Regions from separate parts of the Homo sapiens genome. Here region 2 is linked to region 1. A link is an interaction called in ENCODE POLR2A ChIA-PET data of the cell type or tissue named here. Cell type or tissue: Panc1. All regions are shown on one strand. Links, peaks and the distances in the headings refer to the core of each region. The heading gives the core; the rest is flanking DNA.

Region 1 (15,665 bases), core at 3,487-11,486:
ATCGCAACCAAATTTGGGGAGATCAAGGATTCTGTGGAGGGGAGTAGCTCCCAGACCTCAGCAAAATGTCCTGTTGGTTTGAGCAATAAAGATATTCGTTCACGCTGGTACCAAGCACCAATAGGAGATTTGTCAAAGGTAAGGGACACCTCCACTCAGAGTCCCTTACCTGGGTTGCCAATTTATAAACCAAAAAGTATTCAAGAGAGGTCTCAATTGATTAGAACTTTATTTTGCCAAAGTGAAGGATGTGTGCCTGGGAGACAGGCCTGTTTCTTTCTCCAAAGATGATTTTGAGGGCTTCAGTACTTAAAGGGGAAAAGCAGGCTGGAGGAGACAGAGGGAGGATATGGTCACATTACTGAATCCACATGTTGTAAGAGAAAAAAAGTAGGTAGGGGAATAGTCAATTATGTATTCATCCTGTGCTCACTATACCATAAGGTGACCACAGAATAGCTACTTGTGGAGATTTTTAACTTATCTGTAGCTTGCTGCTTAGTAACAAAATGGAAAGTAGCTTCTTGCATGACTCAGTTTTCAGGTTAATTTTTTTTTCTTTTGGCAGAGTGAGTTGGGATCCCAACTTTCTACTTTCCTTTCACAGATCATATATTTAAATGTGAAAAGTAAAAATATAAAGCTGTTTGGGGCTCAGAAACCAATACCTCCAAGTATGGCATTTTGACTTGCTGAACTGAAAAAGCCTCAAGGTCTCTTTGACCTTCCCCTGTCCTCCACTGCCTCTCCCAAAGAAGCTGACGTTCCTTTATCTGCCTAGGATCCGGATCCAGCAAGGAGGACAGTTCTTTCTTCCGCTCCGTTATCTCATTATCTATTGCAGAAAAGACCCAGATGTGACCATACCTGAGAAGACGGTATAAAGACTGTCTCCAAGGATCATTTAAATTCCAAAGAAAATGATTTGCAAGTTGATCTCTGCTCCCCAATCCAATCATTCTCCCTATCAATTATTTATCGCCCCTCAGTGGAATTCCTCTTCTACCTGCTCCCATAATCTATGTTACCAGGGTACAAGCCCCCATTCTTTGTATAACTTCAAGACAGTATATAAGTTTCTATAACTCAAAAAGTTTCTATTACTCACTGGGAAGTTGGGTCTTCATTCTGAAGGCTCCTATGTAGACACATTGAATTAATTTTTATGTCTTTTCTCCTCTTAATCAGTCTGCTTCATGCCAGTGATTTTTCAATGAACCTTTAGTGGGTGAATGGCCATAGCCCCCACAACATGGCAGTGTGAGCAGGATGGTCAAAGCTATGCTTCTGTCCTGGAAGCTGCATTGAAGAGAAACCAGGAACCTGGGCAAAGGATTCCTTTACCCGGAACCCGGAAGCAAAGGGGTAAGAATTTCTTACCAGCCAGGGGGCCTCTCTCCCTCTGTGCACTCCAGCCGATGAGATGGTAAAAATCACTGGTTGTCTCCTCTACATGGTTTTGATCAATGGGAAAAAAGAATTTGTGTGACAAGCCTTGGGTTGTAGTGACTCTGGTGTACATGTGGTATGAATATTCATACTGTTTGACCCACTTCCCTCGCAGAAATAGCTTTTTTTGTTGCTCTTTTCCTTTGTCTTTTTCTTTCTGGGTTGTTCCGTCATAAAGAGGGGTACCGTAGGGGAGAACATGAGCCTAGAACCCCTTTAAACCCACTGTTCAAGAGCCTGCAGACTCATCAGTTTTCACAGTTCTATGTTGTCATCTGTAAAGACAAACTTTGCTGTAGGTCCCAGAAATAAAAATCAGATGAGAGTCCCCTCTCATCTTGTTTTATGGCCTTGAGAGCTTGATCTTGTGACTAGATGGGGGTACCCTCTCTTGGTCTCTGCCATCCGGACTGCATGATTTTTTTTTAAATTTTAACTTTTATTTTTGACACAAGATCTCATTCTGTCATCCAGGCTGGAGTGCAGTGGTGTGATCATGACTCACCAAAGCTTTGACCTCATCGGCTCAAGTGATCCTTCCACCTCAGCTCCCCAAGTAATTTGGATTATGGGCACGTGCCACAATGCCTGGCTAATTTTTTTTGATTTTGTGTAGAGATGGTATCTCATTATGTTGCCCAGGCTGGTCTCGAACTCCTGGGCTCAATGTTGGAGGTGGGGCCTGATGGGAGGTGACTGGATCCTGCCTCAGCCTCCCAAAGTGCTGGGATTACAGGCATTACACTGTGTCCAGGAAGAGGGCATGAATTTTTGGGTTCATATCAGGGGACCAGTCTGAAAGGACAGGGAGTCCAAGATGTAATATTTTAAGCAGCACACTCTTCATCTCAAGGGTGTCAAGCTCTTAGGGGAGTTTTGTCTTAAAAGGTCCCGTCTCTATGGGGCTTCTGTTGTGTAAACCAAAAAGTATCTGAGACAGGTCTCAATCAATTTAGAAGTTTATTTTGCCAAGGTTAAGGACATCCTTGGAAGAAATAAACATGGAATCACAGAAACAGTCTGTGGTCTGTGCCTTTCTCTAGCTGTGATTTTGAGGGCTTCAGTTTTTAAAGGGGAAAAGTGGGCTGGAGGGGAAAGAGGGAGGGTATGGTAATCCACATGTTGCAAGAGAAAAGCAGCAGGCAGGGGAATTTATGCATTCAATTTATGTATACAATTATGTATTTATCTCATGATCAGTAAATCAGCACTTTACATAAGATAAGGTGAACATAGAGTAGCTGCCTGAGGAGATGATTAACCTTTTATCTGCAGCTATCTGCTTAGGAACAAAAGGCAAGGCAACATCTTACATGACTCAGCTTTCAGGATAATTTTTTTCTTTTGGCATAATGAATTAGGGCCCCAAGTATTTATTCTCCTTTCACATTGTCTTTTGTTACTTTAAGTCTATTTCTGAGAGTAAGTTTTTAATGATCATGGGGATTGCTTCCTCGACGCCCTCCCCAGGAATACCTCTTGCTTATGTAGAAAAAAACCTGGAAAGTTACCACCTGGGCTTTCAAGAGGCTTTTGCATTGAGTTACTATTGGAACTAAGTACACCACTGAAAATAAAAAAGATTTTATACATTTCTTATTCTAAATAATTAATGGGAAAATCAAAAATTTTAAAAGGACATAGGCTAGTATCATGGCTAGCCTTAGAAATTCTCTTGATAAAATTAAAAAGAGTGAAAAAAAAAAGTTTTGACCTGAAAGTTAAAATCTTTTGCAAGTTCAAAACTGCCTGCTCTACATTCCCTCCGGGAAGATCAGTGGAGAGCACCTGATGTGGTTTGGATGTTTGTCCTCTCCAAATCTCACGCTGAATGTGATTCTCAAAGTTGGAGGTGGGACCTGGGCGGAGGGAGGGTGATTGGATTATAGGAGCAGATCCCCCATGAAGAGTTGAACACCATTCCCTTGGTGATAAGTGAGTTCTTAGTTCATGCAAGTTCTGGTTGTTTAAAAGAGTCTAGGATCTCTCTTCTTTCTCTCTCTCTCTCTCACTCACTCTTGGCATGTGACATGCTGGCTCCCTATCACCTTCTATCATCATTGTAAGTGTCCTGAGGCCTCACCGGAAGTAGATGCCAGCACCATGCTTCCTTTAAAGCCCGCAGAGCCATGAGCCAATCAAACCTCTTTTCTTTATAAATTACCCAGCCTCAGGTATTTCTTTATAGCAATGCAAATACAGGCTAATGCACCACCCCATGCCGTAGTACAGTAGCTAAGTCTCTCCCATTTGACTAATGCTGCGTGGGTTCAATACCCAGCCAGGGAATTGCCATTTATTGATCCTTTTTCCTTCCATGGACAGTTTCCGATTTCTCGTCCTGTGTTTTCCTTTCTCTGAGCTATCTCTAGGGTGATTCTGGATCGTGTAAAAATTGTTTGCCACCTCTTTGGAGATAACTCGTGCACCCATGATTAAGTCATAATTTTGATTGAGACCCTTAGAAAGATACCTTTGGTAAAGAAACTCAAAAGCCAAAAATATCGGCTGTTGTCCTGGGTAAAATCTGGTAACAGGAGACTTGAAAGAATTGTTTTTTTAAAGAGCTCTGTGGCTAAAAATCAGCTTAATTAAAAGCTGATATTCAAGTGTTCTCTCTCTGTCTCTCTCTCTCTCTATAAATATATACACATATATATATACGTGTGTGTGTGTGTGTGTGTGTGTGTGTGTGTGTGTGTATTTAAAAGGCCTTATACTTTTCTTCCCTTTTTTTTTATTCTATTTTTGGGAATTTTTTTTTTTCAGATGACTGAAACCTTTTTAAAGAACTCATGTGTTTGGTTTCTATGTTCACTTCCTTTTCTTAAAAATTGTTCTTCAAGTTAGTTTTATTTCACCCTATTCTTCATATATTGTAAATTCTAACAGCCCGAGAACCCTTAAGAAAAACAGAAAAAGGTGCCACAGACTCCTTTTTGGGAGCACCTGCTTTTTTTTCCTCTGGGAATCCCAAGTTGTAAATGGACATAGTCCTCTCAGATCTAAAACTGTTCTTTCTGTATTGTGTTATGTGGTCTTTTTGGCTTTTTGGGGTACCAGAAATTACTTTGCATTGCGCAAAAATAACCTTGGTGTATGTAATAGTTAAGTAAGAGATACACTCTTAGAGATGGCTAGTGGTAGTTACTTATAGTGAATGGTTATTACTCCAAGGTGCTACTTATTTTGTGGCACATTTGGAGGGGGAAAATGTGCTTTTGGGTATTTAAAAGCTACGTAAATACCCCCACTCCCCAATAAGGGATAAGACTCCCATGGGGGATGGCCTGATCACACAGTGGGCTGATCAGTGTTGAGCTGTCCACCAATCTTGGGAGAATGTCCCTGCAGTGGAGTGTATTGTAAAAGCATTGCACTGTCACATTCCACTGTATCCCCCTCTTTTTGGGGACCCAAGATTCAATGTAAAATGGGATCCTTGATTTTGGGGCATCTGTGTTCTGCCTTCCAGCTTTGCCTACTTGTTGCATATTTAAATATTAAAGCTGCATGCTTTCCTGGCCCTTTCCTTACCGAAAACCAGTTATCTACATAGGAAATAAGTTAAGTTAAAAAGCCAAAATACAGGCAGAGCCCAGTGGCTCACATCTGTAATCCCAGCACTTTGGAAAGTCAAGGTGGGAGAATCACATGAAGCCAGGTGTTTGAGACCACCCTGGGCAACATAGTGAGACCCCACCTCTACCAAAAGAATTTAAAAATTAGCTGGGCATGGTGGCATGCCCTGTAGTCTTATAACCAAAGTGGAGGCTCAGCTGCTCACTGCCAACAGAGTCCATTGAATAAGAGTGAGGTCTGGTATAAAGAAAGTGATATTTTATTCTGAAGCTAGCTTAGGGGAAGAAGTTATAACGCTTCCTGCCTGAGGGTACCACTTTTCTTTTGGATCAGAAAGCAAGCACTATTAAAGGGGGCTTAGCATTAATGGCACAAGGGGTGGGAGGAAGTGAGCAGGTGAGGGGTTGGCATGTTAGCTTAGTGCCATATCTACCAGGTGATCGAGCTGGTGACTGCTGGTGTCTCCATGGGCAGGCATAGTTTGGGTTGTAAATTGACTGTTATCTCTCGAGGCAACCTCCTGGTGGGTGAGATTTCCTTCCTGGAGCTCCTAAGCATATAGTTAGGTGAATTTGCCCTGTAGGGAATGTCTGGTGAAGGGGAGGTAAAAGGCTATTAAAATTTAGAAATCTGCATTTCTAAAGGACTAAGTAAAAAGTGGGGAAAGGAGGAAAAAGAAAAGGAGAGAAAGAAAACAAATAAACTATTTCTTAGGAAAATGGGAGTACTTGGTTACAATTCCCCACTACCAAGTTCCCTTCCATCTCTGTGAAATTGGGGTACTGTATTTATTCTGGCTACTTCCTGCTGAAAGACAGTGTAGTTATTGGGTATTGGTATGGAATTGATCTGTTTGGATTTGGAAATATTCATGAATACCTGGACTTTACAGATGATATTCGTTGGACCATTATGGTGCAAGTTCCGGAAAGTCTCTGGGGAAAGCCCGTCTCGCATTCCCATATGGAGGGTGCAGCAGCAGTAAACTCCACAACAGAGGGATATGCCTATCCTTGAAATCAGGGCGAATGTTACAGCCAGCTTTTGCTACCAGGATGGTACTGACCTGAGTCAGGACAGTAATCACTGGTCTAGTGACAATGTGGAGTCAGACAAAGCTTTGATTTGTTGGTATGTATCTTGCAGGGCTATCTGAGACATTTCCCAAATTTACTGGGATGTATACACAGCAGTTAGTCTTAATTATCATACAGGTTGTCCACTGCCCATCATAACTGGATATAATGACAGGTTGGCTAAATATGTATTTAACAGGTTACAGGAAGAGCTATGAATACTCATGAACATTGTCATAAGCACTGTCTAGTTCTTGAGAATGGATCAGTTTAGTTAAATATCTGTGTCCCATCCAGGAGGTGGCATTGCAGGTGGGCTAGGCCTCTACATGTGATAAAGGCAAACAGATTATTAATAAGAGTCATTTCTATGGAGACAGAAGAAAAACAAAGGTTAACACTGAGCACAATTTATTCAGATGTTAGACTCAAAGCATCTTTAGTTACAGAAGAGGAAGGCTGTGGTAGTCTGACATGTCTTTCTCATCTATATTACAAGGAATAATGTAGTAGTAATTTCATTGATTCCAAGTCAGAAAAATTTTCAAGCAATAATTTGGGACTTGAAGCCTGGATGGAATTCAGGATTCAGTCCAAATTGCAGAAAATAAAAACTCACAAACAAACAGTGAACACAACTAGACTCTAACAACAGGTGTGCTATGTTTTTTTTCTAAAACATATTTTTTTCTCTCTAGTTATTTTTACTAAAGACAAGTCATTGTAGAACCAATTTATTTGCATAATAAATTTCAGTCTTATCATCTGTGGCCTGAATATTTGCATAAAGTATAGCAAGAATTATTACTTGCCACATAGACTCTTTCTAAAATTGACTTTGCTGGTAGTGTTTGATTCCTTTATTCCATAAGGAATCTCAGATTAGATTTTTAAAGACTTGAGCCCAGTCATGGATTTATCTGTACCTGCAAATACTTATATGAGTTGGGGGAATTCCTCTCCTTAAGGCCCCAAGGTAATTTGGGGCTCCTGGACCTGTCAGGTGACATTCTTTACTTACCACAGGTGAGGAACTCTATACAAGGACTGTGTAGACAAGGTATGAGGCCAGTTTTCCCAAGGGGCTTTTATTGGCTCTATAAGTCAACTGTGATTACTTAAAGCAGTCTGTTTATACCTGAAAGTATGCCACTCTAGTCAAAGCCTTGGTAAAATCACCAGGGTCTCCAATGGTGTCTTGTTACAAAAGAAAAAAGATTCTTATTGAACTTGTGCAAACAACTATACTGCCATAAATTAAGTACACTTACAAATAGTTTTCAAATTCTGAGGAAACCAGGTAGACAGAAAGAAATACGCTCTAAATTTTACTCTCAAGAATGTAATTTACCCAGTTGCTAAAAGCTGCAAACAGTACAAAAGACAAAAGGTTTTCTGAACTCTGTGAAACAAAAGAATTAGCAATGTTTCAAACAAAAAGTTGTAAAAAGACTATTTTGGTCTTCCATTAGTTCAGTCTATGTAATTAACTCCTGTCCTGCTTGACATTTATGAACACATTAACTCTCTATGGCAGTCTTGGAAGTTTTTCCCTCTATTCTAATGTCACAATTTTCAAAGTTATCAGAAACTTAAATTCCAGGGCAACTCTCAGAGTCCTATAGCTGATTATAAAACTGCCTATGAAAAGAATCAGAGTGAAATAACAATTGGCAACTGCATACAGAGGGGTTTGAGGCTCCCTTTCCTTTGGGGATTGCCACCTCTCTCCCCTAGCCTAACAAATAACTCTGCTCACCGCCACTCAGGCCTGCAAAATGAACACCAGGCCACCGGGGCCTGAAGAGTACTGGAGCAAGGGGGTTGCTCGTGGCAGGGTCAGGGGAGGGGCTGCCCAGGCCGAGTGAGGGGCTAAAGTCTCAGAACAGCTGTGGTTAAAGTCTGATCACCTTATGGCACAAAACAATTTAACATAACAATTATAATTGTTACTGATAATATATAGACATATCAGAATTATAGGACATATCAGAATTATGGGAATCCTATACAATTTTGGAACACATGCTAATAATATATTTATATGAATATGACCCAAAGAAAGTTTAAACACCATTTTATATTTGGCAATATTTTTTGTATGGTTTTAGTATGCCAAATAAGCCAAATATGTCTCTTTTGGACTTTAGGGTACCTAATATCTAAAAGAGTTAGCCAGATCAAAGAAAAAGCTTAATTTAGAAGTTGACTTTGGAAAGTTTGTCAAATATCAAAGGTTTAAACACTTACTATTACAAAATAGAATCCCAGGTCACTATATGTCATTTATTTAGCCAATGATATCCCTCCTTCTCAGGATGAAGATATATTCCTATCTTATGAAAACATTCAAGTAACACCCTGGACATTTTCATGTTACTCTCTTTTTTAGTACCTGGTGATTGGCTTTGGTTAGATTTTCTATTTTAACCAATGCTTCTTCCTGTTCTTTCATTTTTAGCTTCTCTTTCAGTTTCTCTGCTTTGAACAGTTAGGTACAGTCATTAAATAGCTTTTGGTTCATCTGCATGAAGAGCTTCAGTGTGTTGGATATCAAGCCATGTATTGTCTTGTTCCAATGGGTCTTTGAATTGCAGTACAAGCATGGAAACATGATCAGCAGAATCTTTGCTGCGCTGTTACTGATTAAGCTCATAATGTATTCATTATTCCGGTAATAGAGCGCTTGCTCTGCCACCTGGAAGTGTGAGCTGGAGACACATTTGGCTAGCTGCCAGAAGAGAGGTTCCATGATCTTCCAAATTCCAATGGTTCAATTATATCTAAAATTTCTTCTAATTTGTTTAAGAAAATTACTTCTTTTGGACTGTAAGTCTTTGGCCCATATTTGAGAAGTGCCATCACCATTGATGCAGTGAGGGTGCTATCCTTTTCTAAAAACTGTACTACACAATATGCCAGCTGGGGATGGTAGACTCTCAGAGATTTCACTTTGTGCAAAGGTATAGCACCTTGACTAAGAAAATCTGTGCTCTTCTTTTAGTGGTAAAACAAATCCATTAATCATATTTCCCAATATATCTAGTAACTCTGCTATGTCATCATGATGCTCTGTTTCATAAATAAACCTATAAAATATATTATGTATCTGTTTTCTGATATAAGCTCTCAAGCCCAAGAATTTCCCATAGATTCTGCAAAGGCTGATTTTAGAAAAAGCTCTCTCCCAGGCCAGGCACGTGGCTTACACCTGTAATCTCAGCACTTTGGGAGAGTGAGGTGGGTAGATCACTTGAGGCCAAGTGTTCAAGACCAGCCTGAGCAACATGGTGAAACCCTGTCTCTGTAAAAAAAATACTAAAATTAGCCAGGTGTGGTGGCACGTGCCTGTAGTCCCAGTTACTCAGGAGGCTGAGGTGGGAGAATTGCTTGAACCTGGGAAGCGGAGGTTGCAGTCAGTGAACTATAATTGTGCCACTGCACTCCAGCCTGGGTGAGAGAGCAAAACTCGGTCTCAAAACAAACAAACAAAAAACTAAACAACAACAAAAAACTTCCCTGAGGATCTTCACTGTCAAAGCACTCTAAAAGCTGCAATACAAACTTCTGATCAATATATTTCTTTGCTGTATTAGGTTGGAAATCTGGAAACTCTAAAAATCTTTTTTTTTTTTTTTTTGAGATGGAGTCTCGCTCTGTCACCCAGGCTGGAGTGCAGTGGTGTGATCTCGGCTCACTGCAAGCTCCGCCACCCGGGTTCACGCCGTTCTCCTGCCTCAGCCTCCTGAGTAGCTGGGACTACAGGTGCCCGCCACCACGCCCGGCTAATTTTTTGTATTTTTAGTAGAGACGGGGTTTCACCGTGTTAGCCAGGATGGTCTCAATCTCCTGACCTTGTGATCCACCCGCGTTGGCCTCCCAAAGTGCTGGGATTACAGGTGTGAGCCACCGTGCCCGGCCTCTAAAAATCTGAAGAAAAATTCATAAACGAGCTGTAAATGGGGCCAAGTTGCTTCTAACATTGGTTTGTTTTTCTCTGGGCCAGATTCAGCTCCTGGACGATAGAAGGTGGTAATGTTTGAAACATGTCAACTTCAAACATATGGACTACTTCTGGGTAAACAGGCTCTGTGATCCTATTCCAATGATGGGTGATAAATTCTTCCATTTCACTTAAAGTAGCTCATTGTTCTTCCTTCCACTTTAAGTCATTTCATGGATCAGAAACAAAGTGGAAGAGGACACAACACTGATGTAACTTCCAAATAAAAAGTGTCTCTTGATCAGCAGGAGGAACATCATTTAAAGATGGTAGTGTTTGAAGTTCTTTATTATTGCTTGTGCTAAACCTTGACGAATTTTGCTGTTTGTCTTTCTTGGCTATGGGCTGAGAGATTGGTACATTAATTTTAGCAGATACTGTAGATGGGACAGCAACAAGGCTATTTTTCCTGAAGGAAGTTTGCTCTGATCTTACTGTGTCTTGTCCTTTTAAACTTTTTCCACTTTTCCCTGTTTTTGGTGATTCTTTTTCTTTTTATTCCTGTGCCACCCCCCAACACCCCGCCCCGGCCCCACCCCCACCCCCACCACATCATTGCCTGCTCCTCGCAGCAGCAGCGCCCCCACCTCATCATCATGTCTCCCTGGCCACAACCACCACCACTGCCATCAGGGGACTGAGTCATTCACTGTTCTCATTCCCCTTTTCTAGGCTCCCAGAGGCTGCGGTAGCTGTGGTGGCAGCTCAGAAATTTTTAAAAAGCAAAAATGTTGCTTGTTGACAGAGGGTAAAACTCAACTTTCCACACAAGACCCAATAAAGACAGCATGAGGCCAACCCGAATCTGACTTTTCTCTCTCTCCCTTCTCTTTTTTTTTTTGATTGTTTATTTAAAAGGCAAAACCAAAAACAAACAAACAAACAAACAAAAAAAACCTTTCATTATCTTTTAGTAATTACATGAAAATCTTGTTCAAAAGAGAAAGCCAAATTGCATCTTTGCATTAGTGTACTATTCTTAATAAAAGGCCCAGGGGTGGTGGCTCACACCTGTAATCCCAGCACTTTGGGAGGCTGAGGTGCGGATTGCTTGAGCCCAGGAGTTTGAGACCAGCCTGGGCAACATGATGAAACACAAAAAATACAAAAAAACTAGCCAAGGATAGTGGTGCATGCCTGTGGTCCCAGCTACCTGGGAGGCTGAGGTGGGAGGATCACCTAAGCCTGGGTGGTTGAAGTTGCAGTGAGCTGTGATTTCACCATTTCACTTAGCCTAGGCAACATAGGGAGACCCTGTCTCAAAGCCAAAAAAAAGGAGGCCCAGTGTGGTGGCTCATGTCTGTAATCCCAGCAGTTTGGGAGATTGAGGTGGGTGGATTTCTTGAGCTCAGGAGTTTGAGACCAGCCTGGGCAAACATGGTGAAGTCCCATCTCCACCAAAAAATACGAAAATTAGGTGGGCATGGTGTTTTGTGCCTTTAGTTCCAGGTACTCGGGAGGCTGAGGTGGGAGGATTGCTTGAGCTCAGGAGGTGGAGATTGCAGTGATCCAAGATTGTACCATTGCACTGCAGCCTGGGTGACAGAGGGAGACCCTGTCAAAAAAAAAAAAAAAAAGCTTCATTAAACCTTATAAAGAAATCTATCCAATTTTAATTAGTTGACCATAAGGTAAAATTCCCATAAACCTTTTATAAGCCTTTACAATATTTTGTTAAAGAAAAAATCAATGCTCCAAGAATACCCTGTTATCCAGACACATGGGCCCAGATTCTGGCTCTGAATTAGGTGTGGCTTTATTTTAATACTGAATTTACAGACGAATTGAAAAATATCCTTCAAATTTTAGCCAACTTGCTCATACTCACAGAACTTCCTTTACAAGATCAATCTTTCACAATTTACAGCTTGTTTAAACCTTCAGTTTTCTCCCGTTATTCTTTTAGGTTAGGACAATCCTTAAAACCTTCTGAATTAGACAAAATTACATTGGCCGGGTACAGTGGCTCACAACTGTAATCCCAGCAATTTGGGAGGCCAAGGTGGGAGGATTGCTTGAGGCTAGGAGTTCGAGACAAGCCTGGGCAACATAGGGAGACCTCATCTCTACAAAAAAATTTTAAAAAATTAGCCAGATGTGGTGGCACACGTCTGTAGTCCTAGTTGCACATGGAGCTGAAGTTGGAGGATGGCTTGAGCCAGGGAGGTCGAGACTGCAGTGAGCCATGATCATGCCACTGCACTCCAGCCTGGGTAACAAAGCGAGATCCTGTCTCAAGAAAAATAAAACCGAAAAAACCCCTAAATATTCCCTTTAACAAAGGCCATACTTCCATGCCTTCTTATAACCTCTTACCAAAAGTACGCTCTACTTTCCTTATAGACCTTGTGTGTTAAACTGTTTCTCTAGTAGTTTCAAGTACATGTCACAGTGTTAACTCTTTGCAACTTTTATTTTTGGCAAAAGACCTGGTAAGTAAGTAAGTAAGTAACTGCGTACGGGATTGTAGAGCTCAGGAGTAAGACAGAGCTGCAGACAGTGTCTGACTCTTCCCAGCCTAAATCCTATCTAAAATCTGTTAGCTGTAAAGCGGACAAGTCAAATGATTATCAAAAATGTCGGCCGGGCGTGGTGGCTCACGCCTGTAATCCCAGCACTTTGGGAGACTGAGGCAAGCAGATCACCTGAGGTCAGAGTTCGAGACCAGCGTGACCAAGATGGAGAAACCCTGTCTCCACTAAAACTACAAAATTAGCCGAGCGTGGTGGTGCATGCCTGTAATCCCAGCTACTTGGGAGGCTGAGGCAGGAGATTCACTTGAAGCCGGGAGGTGGAGGCTGTGGTGAGCCAAGATCACACCATTGCACTCTATCCTGGGCAACAAGAGTGAAACTCTGTCACAAAAGAAAAAAAAATTGTCATAGAAGCAGTTTATGACATTAAAGCATCTAGCAGACAGTATCTGACCTGCCTAATTTAGACCAAATGTATAAATTTTGAAGACATCTTTTATTTTACCAATAATCTTGAAAACTATATTTATTTACCAAAGATTACTAAAGTCATGTGAACTAAAAGGCATTAAATTGCCTATTCTACTGACAAAATATTTGATTTAAGCACTTGTTTTTCTTTAAGTCAAATAATTAGAGCTCTTTTATATAAACTTCACATACACAATACATATAAATACACAGACAGACAGAAGATGATCTGGTAGTTTGAAGACTTTTCATTTGCCAGATTTTAAGTTTCTTCATTGGATTACTGGCTTCAGGGTGGAGCCCTTTGAGGAACAGGGCCGAGAAAGCGTGGAGTTTCTAGGGCCTAACATTTAATCGTGTGAAAAACAGGCATCACTGGAAAGCAGAACAGATTTCCAAAAACCAAGGATTCCATTTTCACACCGAATCCTGAGTCCCCCAAAATTGAAGGAAATGATACAGGAAAAGACAGTACAATGGTTTCACTGGTGCATTTCACTCCAAGGACATTCTCCCGAGGCTGACGGGCAAACCAAAGCCAATCAGGCCATTTTATAATCGGCACATCCCCCATTCCATGCCTTCTAGGTGCCAATAGAGCATGTTTTTCTTCTTGTTTAAATGCGAGAAGAAAGAAATACCAGCCTGTAGTAACGCCCACTCACTGTAAGCAAGTGCCATTAGCCATCCCTAAAAATATATTTGTTACCTAGCTATTACACACCAAGGCTGAAAGTTCTACTGTAATGCAGAGTAATTTCTGATGCCCCTAAAAGTCAAAAAGCTCAGGTAACACAATGCAAAACGGAACAGAGCCTTAGATTTTGATAGGGATCTTTCTACTCACAATTCTTGGAGTTCCATGAGGAAAACAGAGGCTTCTCCTGAAACGGTGTCCGCAGTGCCTCCTCTGTTTCTCCCAAGGAGTCCCAGCCTATCAGAAATTACCTTAGGCCCTCTCATGTGAGCATTGAGGGTAGCATGAAGACAGACAGAGTTCAGTTGACTGAATATATGTATATATCTATCATATATAAATTATTATATAAAAATATATAAAAATTATATATGTTATATTATATGATTGTATATTATATATACTTATATAATATGTATATAATACATATCAGCATTTAGTTAGGCTGACTTTTAATGATAGAGCTTTTTTTTCTAAAAAAAAACAAAAAACAAAAATCTTTTAAAATCCCTTATTACCAGATTCTAGGTGGGAAAAACAGCTGACACCTCTGGCCTTTAGGCTTTTGTTTTTTGTTTTTTGTTTTCCAAAGATATTCTCCCAAGTGAAACCAATAAGCTTTAATTAAGGTTACAGCTTAAGCATGGATGTATGAGGTATCTCCAAAGAGATGGCAAACAGTTTTCACAAGATCTAGAATTCTCTGTAGGGTAGCTCAGAGAAAAGAAAATTCAAGACAGGAAACCAGAAGCTGTCCATGGAGGTGGAAAAGAATCAACAAATGGTAAGTCCCGTAACTATCAACCAGAAAGGACTTACTTCCAAAGGCAGGAGTTGAACCTAGGCTGTCAATGTGAAAGAGCAAAGCCTTAGCTACTGAGTTAGCACAAGGTGATTGCTATTGCTTTTTCCAGGAGTCTAGAGCAGTCACTGTTGAGCTTGCAAAGGATTTTAACCATTCAAGAGAATTAAGGCTAGACATGACATTATGTTGTGTCCTTTTTAGGGCTAAGGAGTCAAAGCCCTATAACTTAACAGCAGAAGTACTTTAAAGGTAATACAGAAAGTTACATGGATGCAATAACCTTGTCAAATCCAGAATTTGAATTAACTTTTAGATAACTTTCGAATTAGATGAAAGTATTCTTTTTCTCAATAAGAACACATCTTCTTTGGCACATTTTATGTAAACCTGGGAAGCAATAAATCCTGAACTGCCTATCAGATATTAGCATTTTATAGATGCAATATTAGCATTTTATAGATGCAATATTAGCATTTTATAGTTCACAATTTTGGAACATATTTCCCATATAATAAAACTTTCTTGAGTGGAAATGATCCAAATATTCAATAAGCATTCAAAATGGGCTAGGCGCGGTAGCTCACGCCTGTCATCCCAGCACTTTGGGAGGCCAAGGCAGACAGATTGCTTGAGCTCAGGAGTTCGAGACCAGACTGGGCAACATGGCAAGACCTTGTCTCTTCCAAAAATACAAAAAAAAGCGGGGTATGGTGGTATGTGCCTGTGGTCTCAGCTACTCGGGAGGCTGAGGCAGAAGAATCACTTGAGCTTGGGAAACAGATGTTGCAGTGAACAGAGATCACACCACTGCACCCCAGCCTGGGTGAAAGAGCAAGGCCGTGTCTCAAAAAAAAAAAAAAAAAAAAAAAAAAGATTTCAGATTTCAAATTATACAAAATTTTTATTTTTTCTAAGCATTTGTCTCATTTATAGGTACTCCATTTTCTCATTTTTAACCATTTATTTAGATTACTTCTGAAAACTAGGTTATGACACAAAGGTGGTCATTATTTAAAGTTATTTCTCTATTAACCACTTTTAAAGCTTGTGAACATCAGGCGTTTATTTAAGAACCTTATAGTCAAACACGTGGACATTTTGTTGATAA
Region 2 (15,665 bases), core at 3,389-11,388, 57 kb after region 1:
TCTAAGGTCAGCCTTTTAAGGGCAAAACTACTTTGAATTCCAGAGAATGAATATAGTTTAAAACCGTTTTCCTAAAAGAAGAATAAAAGCTGTTTCATGCAAAGCTTGATTGTCTCTCTCTTTCCTGCTGTTTAATTAATTTATTTACTTCTTTTTTAATTTTTAAATTTAGTTTCGGGCTCTAACTGAATCTTTCCTGCTATTTTACAATTGGATGTTGAGGTGCTGGAAGACGCAGAGAGCATCTAGGAGAAGTATGCCGTGTGCTACTTGTGTTTTACTTCCCATGCAGTCATGGGTCCTGGTCCTCCCCGAAGTGTGCAGAATGAAGTCCCTTTCTAAAGCTTTTAAGAAGTACAGAAGCAAAGGCTCTTCTGTCTTGCCTGTGAGGCTGGGGAACAAAGGACAAAGGCCCTTTAAAAAAGAGAGAAGGGGCGAGAGTCCTGCAGATGTGAGGTTGCAGTGTGTGTCAGCCCGCCTGGGAGCTGCAGCCAACTGATTGCAGAGGCCCAAATATGGGACTCATTTGTGGGTTCTGCAAGAAGAAATAGCCTGCTGGTTATGAGTAACCCTAAGTCCCCTTCTGAGAGCCTCTTGGGCTCACAGCAAATTCAATCTGTTCTCCTGGACTTTTGGAGCTTTGATATGGATTAAACTCCTCCTGAGTTCTGTACAACTGATGGCCTTGTTGAGTTTGATCTATAGCTTTTAATGTCAGAGAAATATTAATTTCCATGCCCTTTCATCTTTTAAAGTAACTAATATTTTTATAATGCTTTACGGTTTATAAAAGATATTCATATACCTTATCTTTCTTGATTCATGCAACTTTCTAAAAGGTCTGAGTATTTCAAGGCTTGATGCTGAAATGTCATTTCTTCTCATTCTGTAACTGTCTCTTGGGCAACACTCCAGTTGGCATCTCTATCATGATGGGCCCATAATTTATATCTTTAGCCTGGATCTGTCTCTAAGACCTGATTATCCAGTTGCCAGCTTGTCTCTCCACTGGACTATCTCAAAGGTTCCTCACCTTTCACAGGCTCTACCCCAAACCTGTTCCCTATCTCCAGCAAATGGTGCAGTCAAACATTCACTGGGGCAGGCCAGGCACCTAGGAGCCGTTCTTGATGTCATTCTCTCCTAACTTGTATCCCATCTGTCACTCAGTCCTGTGGCTCTTCCCTCTTGAATAGCTTGACTCCATTCACTTCTTTCCATCTCCTTGGTCACCTCATTAGAACTGAGCTATCCCTGTCTTTTGCCAGGACTATTGCAGTAGCCTATTAACAACTTTTCTCATATCTGTTCTCCCTTCTCTCTCTTTCGTGTCATCCCCAAGTTTAAGAGAAATCTTTTCAAAGATTTCTTCCCTGACATCTGATCTCTTCCCTGACAATCTGCGCTCCATCCATGAGTCCCCTTCCCCTTTTTAAGATCTTTAAATACATTTCTTCCTGCCATGGGGCCTTTGTACATGCCGGTTGGTCCTGGTTGGAACACTCTTTTCACCCTTTTCCCTTTGCCTGGTGCTTAGCCTTCAGATTGTGCTCAAGCCTTAAGGAAACTCTTCCTGCTTTTAGAGATCTGTATTCCTTTATTTCAGAGGGGTTATAATATTTCATGTTTTTGATTCATTATTTTGATTGTTTCACCTTTTCTCTCCCATTATTGTAAGTTCCAATAGAGCAAGGGTCTCTTTGCTTTTCATCACCGTTGTACCTCAGTACCCAGCTCTCAGGAATATTTGTTCAATGAATGAAACCAATGGGGTAGGTAGGACAAGTATTTTTATTCATTTTCTTTTTACACAAGGAGGTTGATTTTTTTTTTTTAAAGAGCAGATGCTTGGCATTATTTTATTTCTAACTTTATAATATGGATATTTCTGCCTCTGATAGGTTCCCTGTGCCATCATTTCTCGGTCTTGGCTCGTTCCAGATTCACTTCAGCAGAGACAATGATGAGCAGTTATTGGTTTGGAAATACTCCCCAGAACATGCAATGCCAGCTCATAAAATGTTTTCAGGTTGTTGGAAATCTTGTGAAAACGTGCATAGTTAACTATTGGAGAATTTAACTGTGAATATGAATGGGGGAGCCATTCATCAGAAGCCCTGTCTGAATAATTGATTAAACAATGCCAGGAGGTGTGTAAGAGAAGGATTTGAAGACTGAGTTGTAAAACTATGGCTGACTAGTAGGGTCCCTCTTGGCAGTCTCACTTTTTTGCCTCGTGGCATTAGGCATTAGTGTCTCAGATCCATCATAATAAGTCTCTGGGCTTACTAACTGTGATCTTGTGTCGGATGGGCCCTGTGCTGCTACCTTCTTGACTTTAGGATATCTCTTGTTACCTTTTTGCTACTTGCTCCCACCAAGGAGCACAGCAGACTCCAACTCACTCTAGGTGAGCTTTCCTCTAGCTCCCGAGGGTCATGTGCCTCTCCATTGTGTTCAAAGAGAATAGGCGCCGGTGGGCCGCTGTCTGGGAAACTCTGTGTTCCTTGGTGCGGTACTGAACCTATTTAGTTAAACTTGATCAACTTTAGCACACCCTCACCAGGAGTGTGTGGATTCTCCTTGGGACCCAAGTCTTCCGTACAAGGCAAACAAGTTGGAATGGGGACTTCTATGATTAAGGTCATCGTTAGTTGAAGAATTTCAAACCATTTTAGTTTTTCATGATATGCTATTTCTTTTTTTTTTTTTTTCATTATTATTACACTTTAAGTTTTAGGGTACATGTGCACAATGTGCAGGTTAGTTACATATACATGTGCCGTGCTGGTGCGCTGCACCCACTAGATATGCTATTTCTTCAATTTCTCATGTGGATTTGGGGTGTGTGTGTCTGTGTTCTCTCATGTGTAAATATTTTCATAGAGGCCCTGAAGCTTCTTTCCTATATAGGGATTTGGGGACATTCCCCCAAACAAGAGGACTTTGTTACCAGGGTGTCCATTCTGGGGCCTTGCTGGTATGAAAATGCTCCCTGGGTTGATCCACAGTGTATTTATTCATGAATGTTACAGGTGCCTTAGAGTTTAGTTCCCTTAGGTGACTGTGGAATTTAAAATAAGAAATCAACCTTTATCCTAGGTTTTTCTTTTTCTTTTCTCTCTCTCTCTCTCTCTCTCTCTCTCTCTCTCTATATATATATATATATATATATATTTTTTTTTTTTTTTTTTTTTTTTTTTTTGTAGAGACGGGGATCTCACTGTGTTGCTCAGACTGGTCTCAAACTCCTGGCCTCAAACTATCCTCCCACTTCAGCCTCCCAAGTAGCTGGGATTACAGATGTGAGCCACCAAACCTGGCTTCCTTTTATTTATCAAGAAAAAAATACTGTTCTTATTGTTCATTACAAAAAGAGTATTACCTCATTAAAGAAACTAAAAAACAAGCAAAAAAGACATCTCTCTGTTTTGTTTTGTTTTGTTTTGTTTGAGATGGAGTCTTGCTCTGTCGCCCAGGCTGGAATGCAGTGGCATGATCTTGGCTCGCTGCAACCTCTGCCTCCTGAGTTCAAGCAATTCTCCTGCCTCAGCCTCCCAAGTAGCTGGGATTATAGGTGTGCACCCTACTCCCGGCTAATTTTTGTATTTTTAGTAGAGACGGGGTTTCACCATGTTGGCCAGGCTGGTCTCGAACTCCTGACATTGTGATCCGCCCGCCTCAGCTTCCTAAAGTGCTGGGATTACAGGCCTCCCAAAGTGTTGGGATTACAGGCATGAGCCACTGCGCCCAGCCAAGACATCTGTCAAAAGCTCATTATGCACTCCCGAAACTGCTGTTAATTTCTCTTGTGTTAGAGTTCAGATTTTTTTTATGAATACTTCTTTTACATAGCTATTAATAAAACATATTCATATAACTATTGTGCCATGCCCTTTTGTATTTAATAATGGACATTTTCCTATTTTAATACTTAGCCATTATTTTTTTTTTTTTAAGGAAGTGAACAAATGAAAGAATGGCTACTCCATAGACAGAGCAGCCTATCTATCACTTTTTAATGGCCGTGTATTGTTCATTGAGTGTATGTTTTGTAGGTTCTTAAGTGACATCCAATTATTAGGATTTTAGGTTATTTCCCATTTTTCCCTCTTTTAAATAAGTTGGCTTAATGTTTAATTAATAGTTTTAGAAAAATGGAAAGAGCAAGAATATACATTAGAAAACAGACCCTGGCCTTTTTTTTTTTTGTACCATCCAGAGAAGTTAATGATTAAGGTAAGAACTTATGATAAGGTTATTTACAATGGGGAAAGAGATCCAGGGGATTCGGGTTGCAGAGAGTAAGGACCGGTGTTTTGTGTGCACTCACACATCACAGCCTAGCCGCAAAAAGATCAAGTTCTGCGGTGTCTGCAGTGTTGCCTTAGTGTCCTTCATACAATGTCTCCCCCCATCCAAAATTTTTTTTTTTTTTTTGAGACGGAGTCTCGCTCTGATGCCCAGGCTGGAGTGCAATGGCGCGATCTCGGCTCACTGCAAGCTCCGCCTCCCAGGTTCACGCCATTCTCCTGCCTCACCCTCCCGAGTAGCTGGGACTACAGGCGCCCGCCACCACACCCGGCTAATTTTTTGTATTTTTAGTAGAGATGGGGTTTCACCGTGTTAGCCAGGATGGTCTCCATCTCCTGAACTCGTGATCCGCCCTTCTTGGCCTCCCAAAGTGCTGGGATTACAGGCGTGAGCCACCACGCCTGGCCCCAGTTTTTTTTTTAAACATAATTCTGACTCTGGAAATAAGTAGGCACCTTTAAACTCTGTGTAGACTTGATTTTGTTTTTTCTTGAAGTTTGTGTGTATCTCTTAATATGTGTGCTAACTTAATTTAGGGTCTAGGTTCATGCTGATGTTGGAAGCATGCCATTCTCCAAGCTTTTTAAAAATATGGATATTCTTAAGTATCTCACACTGAGGCACCCAGCTATAAAGTAACCGTAGTGTAGGTAGGTGCACACTGCATAAACACTTCTTCTGTAAGCTGGAGAAATAGCTGGAGGAGAAATCTGTTCTTAGAACAAGGCACATGCTGTTGGTTCCAGACATTCTTTTTAGTGGAGGATACAAAAGTGTGTTTAACGGTTGCTGGCCCCACGCCTGCTGTCCAGCCCTATGGAATGTGCTCTGTCTGGGCCACACTGCCAGTCATCAAGGCAGTTACTGTGAGGAAGGAAGAAGCCAGCTCTTCAGTTCCTTGACCTGAGCTTTTCTGGCCAAAAGAAGGAATCTGTTTTGAAGATTAGGTTTCCCACCTGGATCCTGCCCACCCCACCCACCCCCTTCTGTGAACTGTCCGGCTTATCGAAGAAGACCCATTTTTCCTTCTTACAGTTGCTGTTTCTTCATTGCAAGTGATTCACCCTGAACGTAAAGTTAGGAAACTTAGTTTATAAGGAACTTTATTTGGTGGAGAAATGTCACCCCATTCTCTCGTTAAAAGATACGATGTCTGGATTGATTCCAATATCTGTGGTTTTTGGCACATGCCATCTTTCTGAAATTGCTTCTCTGTGTTTTATGTAAGAGGAAGAAAGAAAAAGAAAGTTCTAAAACAAAATGGTCAGCTTATTCTTTGGAATTCTATTTGGGCAGTTTAAGTGAGGATAGTACTATACATCCTGTCTTTTCTTATATCAATAATAATAATAACTCCTGTGACTTATTACATTTAACTCTCATAATCAACCCTTTGTATTCAATACTGTTTTGGGCACCATTTTACAGATGAGGAGACTGCGGCTTGAAGAGGTTAAGAAACTTGCTCTTTAGATGGTATTCCAGTGTAGGCAGCCTGACTCCAGAGCTGGATGATCTTCTAACCCCCCCATAACAGTGCTTTCAAGTCATCTGGAAGAACTTATTATGCAAATTAAAATACCCTGGGCATCTGGAAAACATTTGTTTCTTAGGTTGTGCCTATTTCATAATTTCTTTTCTTTTTTATTTTGAAAAAGTTCAAACCTGAGAAAGGTTGTAAAAATAATACAGTCAAGACATATATCATTTGACTAAATCCATCAGTTGCTAATATTTTACCATATTAACTTATTTTTCTGTCTTTCTGCGTATGTGTATGTTGTGTGTGTGTGTGTGTGTGTGTGTGTGTGTGTTTGATGACCCTTGAAAGTTAGTTGAGACATTATGACATTTCATCTCTAAATACTTTAGCTGGTATCTTTGAAAAAAAAAAATTCTGCTAAACAACCTCAATGAAAATCATAGGCCGGACGCGGTGGCTCACGCCTGTAATCCCAGCACTTTGGGAGGCTGAGGCAGGTGGATCATGAGGTCAGGAGATTGAGACCATCCCGGTTAACATGGTGAAATCCCGTCTCTACTAAAAAATACAAAAAAAAAATTAGCCGGGTGTGATGGCGGGCGCCTGTAGTCCCAGCTACTTGGGAGGCTGAGGCAGGAGAATGGCATGAACCCGGGAGGCGAAGCTTGCAGTGAGCCGAGTTCGTGCCATTGCACTCCAGCCTGGGCGACGGCATGAGACTCTGTCTCAAAAAAAAAAAAAAAAAAAAAAAAGAAGATCATAATGCTCAAAAAAATTTTACATTAATACACTGCTATTATCTAAGGCATTCATGTTCAAATTGCCCTAGTTGTCCCCAAAATGTCCTTTATAGCCACCTCTTTTTCTGATCCAATTTATCAAAAAGGAAACTTAGCTTTTATGATTTGTAATCTTGATATCATCATGCACATTCTCTTCTCAGACTGGGAACAGTTTTCTTTGGCTTAACTAGGAGACCAGGGATCTTGCTGGAGTTCCAGATTTGAGCTCTCTGCCCTTCCTGACTAAGCAGCCCCACAGTGTCCTCACTTGACACATGCTGTTTTATGGGGCGCCACGTCTTCTTCGTTCCTTCTCTCTCCTCTGATCCACTTTTTTCCTTGACCCTATTCTTCTCCTTCGTTTCTTTCTTCCTCATTTTCTTTTTGCCCCTTCTCACTTTCTTCCTTCTTTTCTCCAACCCCCTAGGACACACACAAGACTTGTTCTTATGTGCTGTAATTGGAAGTTGTAAATCAATGGGGTTGAAGGTGGGAGCCACCAAATTGGATTCATTTATGAGTTGGGATAGAGAGTTGGTGGCGGGCCTGAGCTGATGGTATACTGGGGACTGATCCAGCTGTACCCCCCATTGGAGGAGGTTCAGCTGGCTTGAAACAGTGTGAGGCTGAGAGGATACAAGAGTGGCCAGCTCCACTATTCACAGTAGCAAAGACTTGGAACCAACCCAAATGTCCATCAATGATAGACTGGATTAAGAAAATGTGGCACATATACACCATGGAATACTATGCAGCCTTAAAGAAGGATGGGTTCATGTCCTTTGCAGGGACATGCATGAAGCTAGAAACCATCATTCTCAGTAAAATATCACAAGGACAGAAAACCACACGCTGCATGTTCTCACTCGTAAGTGGGAGTTGAACGTTGAGAACACATGGACAAAGGGAGGGGAACATCACATACTGGGGCCTGTTGGGGAGTCTGGGGCTGGGGGATGGATAGCGTTGGGAGAAATACCTAATGTAAATGACAACTTAATGGGTGCAGCAAACCCACATGGCACATGTATACCTATGTAACAAACCTGCACGTTGTGCACATGTACCCTAGGACTTAAAGTATAATTAAAAAAAAAAAAAAGAGTAGCTAGCTCCAGTCCAGGGCAACATCAGCTGTGGAGGACAAGGAAGGGATGGGGTGTGCCAAAATGGGGTAGAAACGACGCTGTGTTGTATTGGAAAGAAAATAGACTTTAAAGTCAGAAAGAAAGGTGAAAATAGCAAGCTTTTACTGACTGGCTGTGTGATCTTGGGAAGGTTATTTAACTCCCTAAGTCTTGTGTGCTTCAACCACAAATGGGAAGAGTATAACCTACCTTGCAGCATTGTGTTGAGGATTAGGGATAATGCGTATTAAAGCAGAGATCCTGGCACACGGTGGTGCTCAGTCAACAGTGGCTGTTAGGTATTTACATGGTGTCCCAGGAAGTGGATGGGGCATCACAGTGAGGGGAGGTGATGGTTGGAAGTTCATGCAGGTGGCCAACATGAGGCTGAGCTGCCAGTGGTTAGAAGGATCTTAGGAATGCAGTGCAGGGCAGGCTTCCTGTTCCTGGGAGGGAAACTTGTGAGTCAGTTTCCAGCGATCGGGAGCAGGGGCCACAGGAACACTCCAGTTCAGAGACATGGGGCTTGGTGTCTGGGAGAGAATCGAAGAGCCAGAACCAAACTGTCTGATCAGGTTCAAATCAATAGCAAGGGCACTTGCGGCTGAGTCATCCGGAGTATCTCTTGTTTTGGGTTAGCATTAGGGAGAAGCTAGGGTTGGGGGAGTGACTGTGGGAGGAGGGCTGGGACTCAAGCTAAGCCTAGTGTTTGTTCTCCTTTTACATCCGCTAGTAGTGTGGTGACCATGATAACATTCCAGAGGCTCTTTTCTTCCTGAGTCCTTGGCCCAAAGTTAGGTAAATTGTCTCTAGGTAGATAATGATGTCCCGATAATGAGCTCAGAGTCCAAACTGCTAGGCTGATGGAGATTCACTCACCTTTTGCCTTGGTCTGCTCAGGCCACCTTAACAAAGTACCATAGACTGGGTGGCTTAAACAGCAGACGTTTATTTCTTACAGCTCTGGAGACTGAAAGTCTGAGATCAGTGTGCCAGCATAGTTGAGCTCTGGTGAGCGCCCGCTTCCTGACTTGCAGACAGCTGCCTTCTTTCTGTGTCCTCACAGGGCAAAGAGGAGTGGGAAGGAGAGGAAGGGAGAAAGAGAGAAGACTGAGAGAGAGAGAAGAAGGGGAGAGAGAGCAAGCTTTCTGGGCTGTTCTTATAAGGGCACTAATCCCATCATGGGAACCCCACCTCATGACGTCATGTAAACCTCCCAGAGGCCCCATCTCCAAATACTATCACATTGGGGGTTAGGGATTCAATATATGAATTTTAGGGGGACACACTTTCAGTTCATAACACCCTCCTTCCATGCCCTCATTCCCAGACACTTGAGAATCCATGTGTAATGAGAGTGTTACCTTGAGGAGTATGCGGCTCCTGCGTATTATATGGAGGCAGAGACAAGGATTCAGAAGCACAGTTCTAGCAGCTTGTCAGTAAGCCACTGCAGGGGAGCTTTGATGAACTCTCATATGGCATAGGTCCTTCCTTTCTACCTACGATTTTTCTTTTTAAAATTTCCTTATTATTTTTATTTGAGAGGCATGAACATGAGGCAAAATATGTTATTTCCTGTTCTTTGTAAAATCTCCAAATTGAGCTGTCTGTAGTCAAAAGTGAGGTAATCTTCTTCTTTTATCCAAAAGATTAACTTATTCTGAGCTTTCCTTCTATCTGAGTCGTGGCTAGGATCAACATACACTTCTTAAATATTCCAATTCCATATCAAGGATAGTGCTCCTCCTTCTCCCTGAGCCACTGGAGGGAGCACCAATGTATTAACAGTTTTCTTTGTTGACTGAATTTGCTTTTTTTAACCTGCTTTCTGAAAGTGCATCACATTACCATCCAAACTTATTGGACATAATTTTTTAAAGTATGTAAGCAAGTAACATATAATCTATTTTACAAATTATGCAGTAAGACATAGTGGGATATAATTTAAGAAGATGCAACTAGCCCTTATTTTTCCACTCTCTGGAGGAATTTCATAACTTTTCACATGTTTGCACTTCCTGTCTCTGATCTGTATCTTCTTTGGCTCCTCTGTCTTGATGCCCCTCCCAACTTCTGTTCACCTAAGTCCTTGATGCCATCAGTGAACATCAGATTCCTTCTTTGGAAGACCAGTGGTTCTCAGAGTGTGCTTTATGGACCAGCAAAGCATACGAGAACTTGGTAGAAAGACATATTCTTGGGCCCCACTGCAGACCTACTGAATTAGAAACTCTAGGGTGAGATGCACCCATTGTGTTTTAATAAACTCTCCAGGTGATTGTGATACACCCTCAGGTTTAAGCATTCCTGCCCTAGAGGAGGAGGCTAGATTCAGTAGGTGTTTCTCCCAGTTGCCCATTTTGACATAAATAATAGCACTTTGTTTTGCTCCTCCTCAGGCATAGAATCCCATAGTTTTAAGTGGAGTGGGATTTTGAGTGGACGTTACCCTGGTCAACTCTCTTTACCGTAGAAGAGAGAGCTTTGCAGATAGTTGCAGTGTTTGGCTGGAGAACCTAGGGCTTTCTATGTCCTTGCTTATAACATGGGCTGTGTCACTTCCTTGAAACTTTAATCAGTGCTTCCTGAGACCAGGGTTCTTTGTAAAATAACTTAAGGAAGTATTCCAGAAGAACCAATAGCATTGGTCTACTCACCTGTGTGTTCTATTAACATTTTAATATTAACAATATTCTGATATTTCAGATGTAGATTGCAAAGCCTCACAATCAAGGGGCTTTTGTCATTGATTCGATTTAATTATCCTAAGGGAAAAAATGGAATGCTTAAACTAGCAAAAGTTCACGTTTCTGTCTTTTTGGCCATGTTTTCCTCAACGAGTGTAAATATATTTGTGCGCATGTGTGTTGATACTGCGTGTTGGAAAGACAGAAGGAGACAGACTAAATTTCTGTTTATAGAAAAATCGTAAGTAATCTGAGGAAGCAGTAATTACTGGAGTTGGCAACAGTTTGAGCACTATCCTGTCCCTTGATCTAACTCTGGCTTTAGAGATAGTTGAATTTAGAATGTTACCTTATGGGCAGTTTCTTTATCTATTTTGTTTCCCCGGTTGGACAATCTCTGTAGTAGAACTAGAGTTTGGTCACTACTTGTATTAGTCTGTTCTTACGCTGCTGATAAAGACATACCTGAGTCTGGGTAATTTATAAAGAAAAAGAGGTTTCATGGACTCACAATTCCACGTGGTTGGCGGAAGGCAAAAGGCACGTCTTACGTGGTGGCAGACGAGATAATTGAGAGCCAAGCAAAAGAGGTTTCCCCTTATAAAACCATCAGATCTCATGAGATGTATTCACTACCATGAGAACAGTATGGGTGAAACCGCCTCCATCATTCAATTATCTCCTTCCAGGTCCCTCCCACAACATGTGGGAATTATGGGAGCTCAATTCAAGGTGAGATTTGGGTGGGAACAAAGCCAAACCATATCACTACTGGATTATGACTCTCTATAATTTGAAAAGAATGGTAGAATTTAAAGAATTTGAAAGCAGTCCGTTTGTTTTCAATATTGGATTGTTCAATATTGATTACCTTGCATATCATGCTTGTTCCCTCCCCATCTTTGTGGGAGTGCAGGAGGCACAAAGAAAGCCTTTAACTGAATGATCTGGTTTTTCTAGATGGCTTAACATTTTTGTATTTGATGGGTCAATAGCCTTGGGTGCTTTAGTCTAGATGCTGAGTGCTCAAAAGGCTAAACACGGAGGAAAACATTCCCCTGTCGAAACACATGATTGATTTGGTAGTGACAAGTGTTTTGGGAGCCAGAGACATGCTAGTGGGTTAAGCAAGGGTTTGTTTGTTTGTTTGTTTGTTTTGCTTTGTTTTGTTTGTTTTGAGAGGAAGTCTCGCTCGTGTCCCCTAGGCTGGAGTGCGATGACATGATCTTGGCTCATTGCAACCTCCATCTCCTGGGTTCAAGTGATTCTCCTGCCTCAGCCTCCCAAGTAGCTGGGATTGCAGGTGCCTGCCACCACGCCTGGCTAATTTTTGTATTTTTAGTAGAGACAGGGTTTCACCATGTTGGCCAGGCTGGTCTACGAACTCCTGACCTCAGGTGATCCGCCCGCCACGACCTCCCAAAGTGCTGGGATTACAGGCGTGAGCCACCGCGCCTGGCCGCAAGTGTTTCTTTAACATGGCCATCTTAAAAGGGATAAAGGATCTTCTAGGAATTTATTTCAGCTGAAAACAGATTGTGATACATTCTTACTTTGGTGTTGTCATCATTTGTTCATTTCTATTTTTTCTTTCTTTCTTCAACAGATATGTCAAATACTATCCTAACATTGAACAAAATAAGTTGTTTAAAAAAAAACACCAAAATAAAAAAGGCAATAACTATTTTTAAACTTATAAAAACAAATCAAGTTTGGCTTGACATAATTATCCCTGGACATAATTATCCCTGCTTCGGCAATTTAGGGAAGAGGATTTCAAGATTTCAAAAGATCCTGGGGGAAAATTAGGTAAGCTCCATGGCCAGAGACTCTAATATAAATACAGTTCGTGAAGGAGGAAGTTAGAAAAACATTTAAATTTAATCCAGTAAAAATGAACAATAAAAACAAAGATGGGAGGGGTGGATCATGATACCAGAGAGTGACTAGAGACATTTTGCTCAGAATTTAAAATAATGTATCCAGAAGCTAGAAAGATTGATGTTTACCTTAGGATAAATACAAAATGGCGTGAATTAGAAATCAGTTTAAGGACTAACAAAGTCAAGTACGAGGTGCCTGAAAACTAGAAAGAAGTGAATACCGTACTGGTTTTTGAAAAGGGAAAAGCTTGACATTAATACCTGGAAAACTGGTGGAGCTGGTTATTAAAGAGATCCTTTGTGAATAGGAAGAAAGCAGTGCTGACTAAGTGGGAACAGGGACTTGCTAAGAGGTCCTGAAGAGCAGGTAAATTCTGGCTTAGAGCCTCCGGAGAGGGGGATCTTTAAATGAGCTCTGTTTGCTCAGCCTTTTTATCAGCATATCTGAGGATGACATAGACCATAACCCTTATCTAGACTTTCCAGGCGTTGCAGGCTTGGGATCCAGAAGGAACGTGAAGGAGGGGGGCTGGTTGAGTGAGATGAAGAAGGAGGGAGACATCTTCATGAAGATCCAAGGGCCCCAAAGCTGAGAGGGACTGCTGGGATGTCAGATGTCAGATCAGTATCCAAAATCACCTTGCTGTTTAGGAAAGCTGGATATGCAGACCAGTGAATGCAGAGAGAAAGCAAAGAGGTTTGTGTGTGCTGGGGGATGAGTGCGAGGATGGAAGGGAGTGGGAATTCATTTATTGATATATACATACAGAGCACTGCACCCACTTTGTGCCAGGTACTGTGTTCTGGGTGCTGTTGTAGCAGTGAATCAAGTAGACAAACGTTCGGCCCCCATGGAACTCATGTGTAGTGCAGGAGATCGGAAGCAAACATACATGTAATTTCTTAGGGGGCGATTCATGTTATGGAGAACAATAAACCACGATGGGGTAAGAGAATGCTGGTGGGGGGTGGGAGGCTCTGACTGGCTTACACAGGGTGGTGGGGAGTCCTGCCTGATGTTGTGATATTTGAGTCTGGGGGCAGTGAAGGTGCAATCAGCCCAGATGGCTGGCAAAAGTGGTTCCCCAGGGTGTATGCTGGAGCTGGGAGAGGCAAGTGTGCCTGTAGCAGAGATCCCTCAGGGAAGGGGAAGGAGGATGGTGCGGGAAGAAGCTCAAGGTGAGAAGGCAGAGAAAGGGGGCCTAGAAACCCTTTGTTCATCCTGATGAGATTCAGGATTTGAGTAGAGGAGGGACAAGATCTGGGAATACACACTCAGGATCCTTCTTGATGACAGCCTTCCAATGCTTTAAGGGAACAGTTCCAAAGTCAGAGCCATGGCCATCTAGTGAAAGGTACCAAGAGACAGCTTTTAGTTCAGTGTATGGCAGCTTTAGAATTCAAGTCGCCCAAGCAATGGTCTGTGCTGCTTCATGAGTTTAGTGTCCCTGGATTTGCGCTTAAAAACCACCAGGGTCCATTTCAACGTGAACATTCAGTGAGTCTTCCCCCTTGTTCTACAAGTGTTTCCTGACATTGGTCCTGACTTCGGTGGGGTCGCAGATGGGGAAGAGCAGAGCAGGCGCGTGGAGGTGCAGGGGATGCTAGGAGAGGAAGTGGAGGCTGGGTTCATGGAGACACAGGGGAGCAGTGTGAGTTCCTAGAAGAACTTCCTAGAAGTTCCCATGGTTCAGAAAAGTGAGGGGGCCTGCCACGGAGAGACTGAGCATTGGGCATGAAGAGGGCATGGGTCATGAGATCATGGAGGAAAGGCCTGGGGTAGGCTAGAGATCTTTCAAGAAGCAGCAAAGGATGAATGGAAGAATTGCCAAGGGCAGAGCTTAGAGCGGAGTGACCAAGGTGACCATCAGAGTCTTGTGAGGTGTGCCCCCCGGGTGGGAAAAGGAAAGCTTTTGTTTCCTAGGGACCACAGGTACCTGAGAGAAAGATAGAGGACTGTCTGGCATAGAAATGGGGAGGGGAGGACAAGAGATGCCACAGGGGAGGGACCCCCAAAATGACAGGAAGAGTTGAGGCCTAGAGGTTGGATCCACAGAAGACGCATTCTGTCTGTATCCTGTGATGGCAAAGGTGGGATAAAGGGCCTCTGCCTGAGAGGCTGAAGTAGGAGAAAGCCTGAGATTCTTCCAGGTTTGGGTTGCCTGGGTGTGGGGAGCAACAACTGACTCAAGGAGAGAAAGCCTGACTCAGCCTGTGCTTTGACTGTGCAGGGGGAGGGCCCCCATGATGTTCCTTCCCCAATTTCAATTCAGAGACATACGTACTTTCCTCCAAACTGCCACTTAATTATATGCTGGCTTGACTGCAAGGACACTGAGCAAATTCATTTACATTGAGAAAATTGAGGACAAATGAAAAATTTTAATGTTCTCATGTCCCCCACCCCCCACCCCCCAGTTTATAATTTGGAGGAAGGAAGTAAATTTAATGCAGAATATAAACATTTAACAATGTAGGCTTCTTCCTAAAATAATAGATTGGTTTTTTAAGCCCACATTTCTTTCTGAGTGAAAGAAATAATTCTTGGGAGGCCAAGGTGGCTGGATCGCCTGAGGTCAGGAGTTTGAGACCAGCCTGGCCAACATAGTGAAACCCCGTCTCTGCTAAAATTAGCCGGGTGTGGTGGCACACACCTCTAATCTCAGCTACTCGGGAGGCTGAGGTAGGAGAATCACTTGAACCTGGGAGGTGGAGGTTGCAGTGAGCTGAGATCGTGCCATTGCACTCCAGCCTGGGCAACAAGAGTGAAACTCTGTCTCAAAAAAAAAAAAAAAAAAAAAGAAATAATTTAGTTTTAAGTTTAAAATAATTGGTAAATAAGATTATGTTTATTTGTTAATTTAAATGAAATAAAACACGTGCTTCTGTAGTAGTTGTACTATGGCAAAACTGTTCAAAATATGCACAGTTAATTAATTGAATTTCAGATGGTTCCCCTGTGGATGTCTTTCCAGGTATGTGCTTTAGAGCCAGAGGTAATTGATCCAATGTTGTCTTTTATTAGATACTTCCAGGCTAATATCCCACTGACCCTAACTGTTATATATTCCTGATTCTCTCTCTAAGCCTTGGAAAGGCTTTGGACAAAATCACTAATATTCTCTTTTGACGGAATTTGAGTTTTCACAATTACTTCTTTCTTTTATTTTCTCTCTCCCCACCCCCCTGTGTGTGTGTGCATGTGTGTATGTATAAACACACACATATGTATTTATTCTGCATTTACTTATAGTCACTGTATTTTAAGCTTGCATTCTTATGGAAAGTCTATGTTACGAACTTAGCACTTACTCCTCAGAGGCAGTGTTAGATAATGGAAAATTCATGAGCTATGTAACCAGACAGATGGTGGTTTAAATTCTAGC

Evidence for each region. Peaks named below come from ENCODE experiments on the same cell type or tissue, not always from the same donor. Only the 100,000 strongest peaks of a DNase experiment are listed, where the experiment ranks them.
Region 2: POLR2A ChIA-PET joins it to region 1 with 15 read pairs; 3 of 35 experiments call an interaction of 5 or more read pairs at or near these places.

What each region holds. Positions count from the first base shown.
Region 1 is chr7:138,017,187-138,032,851 of GRCh38, reverse strand. It overlaps LOC124901752 (a long non-coding RNA gene), which reads right to left. Exons shown (of 3, transcript XR_007060551.1): 3 at 10,939-11,665. It also overlaps the pseudogene LOC100128052. Among named protein-coding and RNA genes, the nearest start is that of CREB3L2, 23 kb to the right of the region's middle. RefSeq lists an enhancer at 413-1,612. In Panc1, for the core only: no CTCF peak of the experiment used is centred there; no DNase peak of the experiment used is centred there.
Region 2 is chr7:137,960,225-137,975,889 of GRCh38, reverse strand. All of the region lies in intron 1 of CREB3L2 (cAMP responsive element binding protein 3 like 2), which reads left to right. Among named protein-coding and RNA genes, the nearest start is that of CREB3L2-AS1, 15 kb to the right of the region's middle. In Panc1, for the core only: no CTCF peak of the experiment used is centred there; no DNase peak of the experiment used is centred there; H3K27ac peaks cover 1,654 bases.